Linked DNA regions of Homo sapiens: region 2 is linked to region 1. A link is a loop called in an ENCODE intact Hi-C map of the cell type or tissue named here. Cell type or tissue: Caco-2. All regions are shown on one strand. Region 1 overlaps LOC107984218 (a long non-coding RNA gene). Region 2 has its middle 9.3 kb from the start of MIR7162.

Region 1 (5,000 bases):
TCTGGGTATTGGAGTCTACGGATCCCACACAAGAAAATGCCGAGACTCTGGCTACTGCTGTTGCAGTGAGTAATAAATTCCCTTGGCTCTGACCCAGGAGTCTTGTGTCTTCTATCCCCATTCATGAAACTGGCAGGCCCACTTGTAACCTGACAAATGGGGTAAAAACCTCAGCCCTGTCACAGTCCTTGACAATTTTCAGCTGCTGTTTTCTTTCCGTTTTTACAACAACTCTGAGAGCCAGGCACATCAGGTATTCCTATTTTGCAGATGAAGTAACAGAGGGTTGGGAAGGTTAGGGATGCTTCCAAGGACAGCTAATACCATGGAACAGTAGACGCTTAGATCTAGAAAATAAATGCTACATAACTAGAGACACTAGTGTCTCCAAACTTCTCTTCCCCAACCTGGATGGGGTAACTAGGAGTTACTTTGCTCATTAGTGTTTTTTTTTTGTTTTTTTTTTTTTACCATTAATCTGCAGCTCCCTACAGAGAGAAAGTGATGTCAATGGGATTTTGCACAATTATCCTCTTGTCCTGGGGTCCCAAAGTACATAGGGCTTTCCCTCAGCCCTTAGTCCTGCATAGATTTTCCCCAGAAAGGCGGTGGCTGCTGGAGCTGAAGCAGCCACACACCTGGGCACCTGTGTGTGGAGGCAGCTGGTGGCCTCCAGACATCCCCCTCGGGAAAGCTGTCAGCCCATGCCAATCAGCAGCTCCTGCCAACCAAAAGGACTGCAGGCAAGGAGCCCTGAGGGTCCTTTTCCCAGGCCTGTGAGTGGAAGGTGACAAAGAGGAGCAGAGAGAGGGAGGGCAGAGGCTGAGCTCCGTGTTCCACCCAGAGAGGAAAGGGCCACTGCTCCCAAGATCACAGCTTCCTCACCGACAAAGGAACTGGCTCTGCCAGACCTGGAGGGACAGTGACAAGAGGAGGGGCCCTTCTGGGGCTTGGCATCTGCTGGGGGCAGGAGGACAAAGTGATGGAGCTTCTCTGAGGGATGTCAGCAAAGGTTGTGGGACCTACAGGGTCCAGCAACCAAGAGATGCAGAACAGCACGACTGTCTCTTCTGTTTATCCCTCTGTTTTATGTTGTGGTTTGGATTTTTTGTTGTTGTTGTTGAGACAGAGTCTCACTCTGTTGCCCAGGCTGGAGTGCAGTGGTGTGATCTTGGCACACTGCAACCTCTGTCTCGTGGGCTCAAGTGATCCTCCTAATTTCAGACTCCAAACTGTGTGTGTGTGTGTGTGTGTGTGTGTGTGTGTGTGTGTGATGTGATGTGAAGGAAGGAGGTGCACACTGGAAAAGGGAAAGCAAATGGGCTAGGCTGACATTTGGTATTTGGGTGACAGCCTCAGGCTCTCAGACAGACTAGAATTAATATAGTAGGGCCCGAGCACTGCATTTGTTTGTTGTTTTGGGCACAAGAAATTTTTTCATAGCCACTCCCCCGCCACCCAGGTGATTCTAACACCCTGCAAGGCCTGAAAACTCTAGTTGGATGGCTGTTCAATACTGCAAGCCCCGGCCACAGGTGGCAATTGAGCGCAGGGAGTGCAGGCGGTCCGAATTGAGACATGCTGTGAACGTAGAATACACCCAGACTTCGTACAGAAAGTGAATGTAAATTAGCTCAATCTTTTTATATTACACAGTGAATATATGTATTACTATTTTGTTTTGTTTTGTTTTGTTTTTTTGAGATGGAGTCTTGCCCTGTTGCCCAGGCTGGAGTGCAGTAGAGCAATCTCTGTTCACTGCAACCTCTGCCTCCCAGGTTCAAGCGATTCTTCTCCCTCAGCCTCCCTAGTAGCTGGAACTACAGATGCCCGCCACCATGCCTGGCTATTTTTTTTTTTTTGGTATGTTTAGTAGATTTGTATTTTTAGTAGAGATGGGGTTTCACCATGTTGGCCAGGCTGGTCTCGAACTCCCGACCTCAGGTGATTCGTCCGCCTCGGCCTCCCAAAGTGCTGGGATTACAGGCATGAGACACCTCGCCTGGCCCTATATATTACTATTTTTGATATACTGGGTTAAATAAAACATACGAGTAAAATTAATTTCACCTGCTTCCTTCTCCCGTTTTTAATGGCGTGATTAAAGAATTTAGTTTGGATCGCATGTGCAGCTCACACCGTATTTCTGCGAGACAGTGCTGCTGTAGCAGCCACTTCATGTTACAGTAAAGGGGCAGAAACTAAGTGGCAGAGCTAGATCCAAGGCAGCGACTCTCCTACCCAAGCCCAGCCTCGGAGCCAGGTGGCCACGTGGTGGTTCTCGGTTGCAACCCCTTACTCCCACGCCATCTTCCACCTCTCGAGTTTTTGAAGGAAGCTTAGTCTTGAAGGAAGAGACATTTCCGTTTTTATCATGGCTGGAAGCACCTAGCAAAATGACTGGCACATAGTAGGCACTGGATGTAGATTGTAAAGTTGATGAATCTTTGACACTTGTTGCCTCCTGAGGGAGCTCGCCTGTCCTGCAAAGCCTTTGCAATGCTGTCCCCTGCTGGCTGGTTATTGGAAGTGCTCAGTGAGGTCCCTAAGAAGCCGGCTTGGGTGTATGCTGAGTACACATGTACTGTGTTGCTTGTGTTGCATGTGTGTACGGTGTATATGCATGTGTTGTGTGTGTTGTGTGAGCTTGCACTGAGTGCACATGTGCTGTGTGTCCTGTGTGTTGCATGTGTGTGTGAAGCATATGCATGTGCTATGTGGGTTGTGTGAACTTGTGTTGTGTGCACATGTATGGTATGTCCTGTGTGGTGTGTATATACATGTGTTGAGTGAACACGTATTGTGAATTTTGTGTATTGCACGTGTGTGTGGTGTGCATGCATGTGTCATGTGTGTTGTAAGCTTGCATTGAGTGCACATTGAGTGTTGTGTGTGCTACATGTGTGTTGTGTATACAGGAGTTGTGTGAACTTGAATTATGTGCACATGCACTGTGAATTTTGTGTGTTGCATGTGTGTGTTGTGTATGCAGGTGTTGTGTGAGCGTGTGTGGAGTGTACATATTCTGGGTGTCACGTGTGTTGGATGTATGTATACTATGTGTGCTGCACGTGGGAGGAATCATGCATGTACACAACAGTTGCACTTCCATTACCACACCAAAGGCAACAGTGTCCCTTAGCTTAACTCTTTCTCCCATCCTGGGAGTCGTGGATGCGCACCCTAAACATCCTTAGGCAGCTGCGAGAAGAGCCCCGTTTACAAGTCAGGATCCCCAAACCTCATGAGGGTCTTGTTGCAGCGTTACAAATTTATTCTTCAATACAAGATTACTCTTGTACTAGTTCTCCACAGGCCTCAAGACGTCTCAAGCCAGAAATTCTAGTTCAAGCCTGTCTTTGAGATTCAGACGTTCCAGGCTCTGCACTAGACAGCTTGATTTCAGGCCCTGGGGTGATATTTTCTCGAGGAAGGCGGCAGTGAGTGATCAAGGGTAGCCACGGGAGAGTAGAATTCTCCAACGTGGAGGGAGCCCTTGTCTTGTGCCCGACAAGAAAAAAAAAAATGAGACATGAATATCTGATGGCTGAGCTTCCTGGAGAGCCCAAAAACATGTGGAACAAATGTTCATGCATTGGAAACACATGTCAATCACTGGCTGAATGTTCCTTACTCTCCCGCATCTGAGCACGACACATGGAGAATGCAGGTGGGGTCCCAGATACTCAGATGGCTTTCCTTCCCTCACTTTGTAAGAGTCAAATAAAATCACAGTATCTGTTGACACCACACAACCTATGAATCCACTTTTAAAAACATTATTTTTTTTCCTCCAAGAGACAATTACGTTGTGGTTTCTGGACAAGAGAATCTACTGACCTGTCTGCACATAATCTTCAGCAAGTCATCTCATTTTCTGAGACTGTTTCCTTATCCATAAAACGTCCCCCTTTTCTCAGTGGGGTAACTGGAAGATCACTTGAGATCCCACATGTCAGTGGGTCTTAGTCCTGGAGGCACATTCAGAAAGACTGCTGTTTGTGTTCCTCCAGACCAATGAAATCAGAATTTCTTGGTGTTTGGATTAGGCCACGGTGATTTGATAAAACTCTACCATGCAGCCACATCTGCTAACCGCAAAAGCCCCCCTAAGAACAGAGAACCACGGCAAACTCTACAGGCATGAGAAATTCTGCATATCATTTGCGCGTGGTAACCAGACACTCTCCCCAGATAGAGGATCCAGGGGTGTTCTGGCTGTGCCAGGCTTCCTGTGGTTAATCCACCCTTTCCCCACACCCTGGGCTTGTGACAAGTGTCAGACGACCAGCAGAGCTCCCATGCAGCTGTCCTTTTGGGTACTTCCAACAGCAGATGACTGGGGAGTCGGGCTGGCTTTGTGTACATGTCAAATAGGCTGCCTGGCATCTTACTTCACCTGAGTTCAGGGAATCTTGGTGGTGGGTTGAACTGGGATCAGATTTCCCCATAGGAAAAACAAGTATCAGGGGCAGGGCATGCAGCCCTCGGTTACCCCTCCCTCACCCCCCCTCACCTCTGACCTGTCCTCTGTCCCCTCCCAGTCTCTTTCCTTTGGTTAGCCCTTCCTGAGGTTGTCTAGGAGGTGGGAAAGGAAGGGGCTCATTTTTGTTCCCTTCCTAGTCCTGTCCAGGCACCGGTCCCAGGACTCTGCTCAAGAACCTGGACCAAAAACCAAGGGCAAGAGGAGGCTCTCTTGTTCCTTTTCAATTAGCTTGTTTTTTTTTTTGAAGGAGTTTCACTCTGCCGCCCAGGCTGGAGTGCAGTGGTGCAATCTCGGCTCGCTGCAGCCTCTACCTCCTGAGTTCAAGTGATTCTCCTGCCTTACCCTCCTAAGTAGCTGGGACTGCAGTCACCTGCCACCATGCCCAGCTAATTTTGTGTGTTTTTAATAGAGACAGGGTTTCACCATGTTGACCAGGCTGGTCTCAAACACCTGACTTCAGATGATCCACCCTCCTTGGCCTCCCAAACTTTTTTTTTTTTTTTTGAGGCAGAGT
Region 2 (5,000 bases), 360 kb before region 1:
TTGCAATACTTCATTCAGCCAAGTATTCTTTTCCTCATTCAGTATAAGGCAGCTTTCAATTTGCTCAGAAGGCAACATTAGAAAGTTAGAGTTCAACAGAAACATAGAATTTTAAAATGTGAGTTCAACTGAAAAAAATTGAATTTCTGTGGAAAGTAAAGAATCAAAATACCTAAAGATTGCAATATATGATAATCATTTTTAAAGTGTTTGATTAAACCTGATAGGTTTTCCAGAAATGAAAAAATCAGTTCTAAAACCAAAGCTGATTTTTAGAAAATTTGAAAATGTAAATCAGCCCTATCCATAATATAGTTTCTCTAAAACTTTATCTTAAAGAGTCATTTTAAAATAATATAACTATTAAATAATGTAACTGCTATCTTAATGTTTTGAAATTAGTTAAAACATTTTAAAATATGAATACTGTGGTTTAAAAGAAAGAAACAGGTGGGGGAGGGGAGTAGAGAAAGAAATGCCAATTCCAGTCCAAAGCTTTATTTGCCAAGTTTTCTTAGAATGACTTTTACCAACTTATGAATTCTTGTAAACAGAATGTATAATGGAAATACTGAAAGACGTTTGCCTTAATTGGTATTATTGACTGCTGCTGTGATGCCACTGTAATATAATAAATTAATAAACTATTGCAAAGTGCTGGTTTTGCCTTAAAATTTTTTTTTGTATGTCTTGAAAACTACAGTATTAAAGGAACTGAGACTGCAAATGCTGGGCAGGCTTGGCATGAGATAATCTGTTTTTATTTTTACAAAATTGTAATATAACTCTGCAAGTATGTTTATTAAAAGAGCACAAACTACAAAACAGTTATGGGATTTAAAAAGTTATGGCATGAAAAAGCTATGGGATAAAAAATGTTGTGGAAAAGTTGTGGCAAAAAAATTGTGGAAAAGAAGTAGAAAAAAGTTTTGCGAAAAGTTATAAAAAAAGTTATGAAAAAGAAGTTAAGGGATTAAAAAGCAAGTCATGGGACAAAAATAAAAATAAATAAAAGCAGGCCGCTGTCAGCAAAGCCTGGAGAAGTGGGGCTGGAGTCTCCACCCCCACCATGTCCCTAACACCCCTTCCCAGTCACCCCTTTACCATTAGGGTAGCAAGACAAGACCCCTGTTTAATGGGGGCAGACGAACAGATCCTTTGCCACCTTGACCAGGGCTGAGTCCTTAAATTTCTGGATGATGATGTTTGTTATTTACGAGCCAGAGGCTGGTGGAGTTGGTTTGTTTGGAGGAGGCCTAATGGCCTTCTTATTCGCACCGAAGCAACTTTTCCCTCTGGGGGGCTCCCATCTTCTTATTCAGAGGCACAGCTGAGTCAGGACAGTGGGGCTAACTGTAGACTAGGTGAGGGCATAGGCTGCTGGGGTGGCCCCCCTTCCCCAGTGTACATATTGTATCTGTGTAACGTTTTGTATATTCTAGGGGGTAGGGCCACCCCCTGTATTGTACCTAGCAGAGGTTGGAGCTGGTATACGGGGAGGAGGTTCTAATAATTATTTGTGGCTGGGAAACTTATTTATTGATAGCATAGGACAGAGGAAGGAGGTGGGGATGGGGTCGTGGCTCCCTGGTGATGTGACTCCTGTTTATTTTGCTTTTTATTTTGGAATAAATGGATTTAGCCATACTGCTTGACCTGGTGTGTTCCTGTTTCCCTCACTGGGTCCTGGAGTTTGTGCCACTGAACGAGGAGCCCCAGAGTGTCTGAGCATGTCCAGCTGGGCTGTTGGGACATTCCAGGCCTGTTACCTGTATGCTGCCTGGTGACACCTGGAGGATTTCACAGGGACTGCCATGACGCCTATGGGGTGAGTCCAGCCCTGACAGCCAACAGGCTCAGAAGCCTGATCTAGTGGTGACTGGAAAGGCAGGTACCAGCATCCAAGGGCACTGACTTCCATCCACCCCAGGCATCTTCCGTTCTCCGTCCCCTTGCCTGCCTCTCCTGTCTGCACCTGGTGGTCTGTTCTGTCTGTCCCTCCAGAGTGCCAGCTGCCCCACAGGCTCCCTCCAGGCTGAGTTCATGGTCCTGCCCTCTAGTGGCCAGAGCCAGCTTCACAGGGTAAGAACCAGCTAAGCTCCAGGGGCTTTCCAGGAAAAGTGTCCCTTGCAAAGGGTGTGGCCTTTTCACCACTCCCAATAGCACCCTAGAAATGGCTTGAACTTTCCCCTCCCCAGAGCTCCGCAGAGAACACAGCCAGCAGAGGACACATTCCCTGTCATCCAGAAATGGGTTTGATTCTCAGCTGAGGGACAGCAGAACTGGTAGACTGTCAGGCCACACAGCTGCCTGCACAGCAACCCCATGCTTGGTGGGGGAAAGGAAGGATGGTGGGGGCTGGCAGGCCACGGGCCGGGCAGGACAGCGAGGCTCACTGGAGGTGGTGCACTGTGGAGGGGCAATGTCAGGGGACAGCTTTCTCTTGTTGGGCCACAAGACTCCACAAGGACAGCACAGTGACTGATTCCCAGCACTACAGGTGAGGCAGTTGGCCAGGTATGGGGGTGTGTGTGTGTGTGTGTGTGTGTGTGTGTGTGTGTGTGTTATCTATAAATATATATATGCATACGAGTATTTACAGATTTTTTCTTTTTTCTTTCTTTCTTTTTTTTTTTTTTTTTTTTTGAGCCGGAGTCTCGCTCTGTTGCCCAGGCTGGAGTGCAGTGGCACGATCTTGGCTCAGTGCAACCTCTGCCTCTCGGGTTCAAGCAATTCTCCTGCCTCAGCCTGTGAGTAGCTGGGACTACAAGCACCTGCCACCATGCCCGGCTAATTTTTGTAACTTTAGTAGAGATGAGGTTTCACCATATTGGCCAGGCTCATCTCAAACTCCTGACCTTGTGATCTGCATGCCTCGGCCTCCCAAAGTGCTAGGATCACAGGCGTGAGCCACCGCGCCCGGCCTATTTATAGATATTTATAGAACAGGGCAGGGGCATACCACAGAGGTGGCACAAGTTTTCAGCAACAGTCACAGCTGGATATGTCAGCTCTCCACTACAACAGACTAAGTCACAGATGAAGCTTTGGGGCTGGGGGAGCCGCTGTCAAGTCACAGAACAGCCACCCAGGCAGGCTTGGAAAGGGAGGTCTCTGAGAAGAGGAGGGATCTGTTTAGAGGTCGAAGTGGGGCCTGAGGCTCTCAGGATGGGATGGATTTTCCTGACCCGATCGATTGGCTGGCAGTTGGAGAGAAAGCAGAGAGAAAACGGTAGAGAGAAAAGTGGGCAGAGAGCTGGTGAGGCAAGCACAGAGCAGGGGCAAGCTGCAGGAGCTGTGGGAGGGCCGGGGAAGGGAGGGTGCAGGTGTGGGTGTGGCAAGGTTCCTGGAAGAGAGGGGCTGGAAGGGAAAGGGGAGGAAGATGGAGGGAGGAGCTGGAGCTTCACAGGTAGGTCCTGGGGGCTGTGGTGGCCCTCCACACCCTACACACACTGGCCTCTCCCACGGCACCTAGGCAGTGTACCCACAGTTCAGACCAATGCTCAGCCCCCTCGGGCTTCCCTCTTCTCTGGTCACCCTGTCTTCCAACCCACTGGCCCAGGGCTGCCTCTCACCTTGGGGAGCCCCACACAACAGCCGCCAGGCCTAATAGAGAAAGAACACTGCTTGAACCAGGGTGGTGAAGCTAAAAGGGATGGATGGCTGGAGGGTGCACCTGAGGCCCTTCTGGGTGGTCAGAAAGCCCAGGACCCTCTGAAGGGACCCTGGGGGAGGCAGGGAGAGCAGGCAGCTGGATGCCACTGGCCATAGACTTATAAGTCTAAGAGGGGAGCCTCAGCTGGTTGGGGGGCTGCAGGTTGCATAGGTGAGGCTGGGCGCTTCCTGCTGGGAAAAGCAGAAGAGGGAGAGTCCATGGCAGGGAAGGCGGGTGGGCTCACTGGGTGGAGCTCAGCTGGGCCAGCAGGTACTGTGGTCCCCTTGGCTGAACAGCATAGGCAACCCCTAAGAGCAACAGGCCAAGGTGCATGAGGCCGCTGGCTGGTGGTAGTGCTTCAGCGGGGGCCAGGGACCCTGGCTTCAGCCACATGCTAGCAGCTATGATGGTACCTGGGAGAGAGGGAAGGGGGCTGTGTGTCCCTCCCTGGCCTGTGAGGTGTGTTGTGGGATGACTGTGTGCATGGGACTCTCAAGGTTTTATCCTAGATCACCACTGGATTGCCGACAGATAGAGGAGGTGGGACCCTGACTATCACACCTGCTCTGCACTCCCAGGCTGGGAGCTGGATGCCCTGCCCTGCCAGCATGACTCAGACTGCATGACAGGTGTGCCCAAGATGACGTTCATAGGTCTCTGGCCGCCTCAGAGTCCAGCCCCACACACAACCCCTTCCAAGTTCCCAGCCCCTACACCATAAACCACGAGCTCTCTGCCCTCTCTGATAGTTCCAGAAAGCACCCATGCCTGCCAGCTTGGGCATGGAGTCTGTTCCAAGAGCCCCCAGGCTCAGTCATGGAGGCTGGTGGGCTTTGGGGCTGTGGGGGCCAGCCCTGGTACCTGCGTCCAGCTGGGACGCTCTGCACCTGCAGCCAGGAGTCATCCACGGGTCCCCATGACCATGCTGACGGTGTTTGTGCTGATGTCACTGATGATGCTGAGCGCCTCCTTCAGCACGTGTTGCATGCACAGCATCTCATCACACCGCCATGCCTGCTCTGCCGACTCCTCCATCAGCGTGTTCTGGTCCCCACGCGAGTACAGGTTGTCCAGCAGCTCCAAGAAGATGAACTCCTTGGTCTGAGAGTGGGCAAAAAGGTTGGGACCTGATGCCTGTGCCACTCTGGCCACCCCGTCGGGCCCTGCTGGGACTGTGTGCTGGACTTGGAGCCCCGAGTATGGCTTTTTAGATGCGACTTCTACACTGCTTAGACTCAAAGATCTGCCTCCCCACCGCCTTTTCTCATTCAGATGGGGACACTGAGGTCCAGAGGAAAAGTCACCTGTCCAACGTCACAGATCTGAGAGGGAACCTAGGACATAT

The links. Hi-C counts contacts between places; a loop is a spot of excess contacts. Peaks named below come from ENCODE experiments on the same cell type or tissue, not always from the same donor. Only the 100,000 strongest peaks of a DNase experiment are listed, where the experiment ranks them.
Region 2: it touches region 1 in a loop (11-fold over the local background); 4 of 110 quality-filtered maps call a loop at or near these places.

What each region holds. Positions count from the first base shown.
Region 1 is chr10:29,996,025-30,001,024 of GRCh38, reverse strand. It overlaps LOC107984218 (a long non-coding RNA gene), which reads left to right. Exons shown (of 2, transcript XR_001747403.2): 1 at 1-65. Among named protein-coding and RNA genes, the nearest start is that of JCAD, 61 kb to the left of the region's middle. RefSeq lists a silencer at 2,621-2,809. In Caco-2, a CTCF peak has its summit at 2,484 (motif pointing left); a DNase peak (open chromatin) is centred at 2,514.
Region 2 is chr10:30,356,910-30,361,909 of GRCh38, reverse strand. It overlaps the pseudogene DNM1P17. Among named protein-coding and RNA genes, the nearest start is that of MIR7162, 9.3 kb to the left of the region's middle. RefSeq lists enhancers at 1,697-1,746, 1,630-2,234. In Caco-2, a CTCF peak has its summit at 1,988; a DNase peak (open chromatin) is centred at 1,809.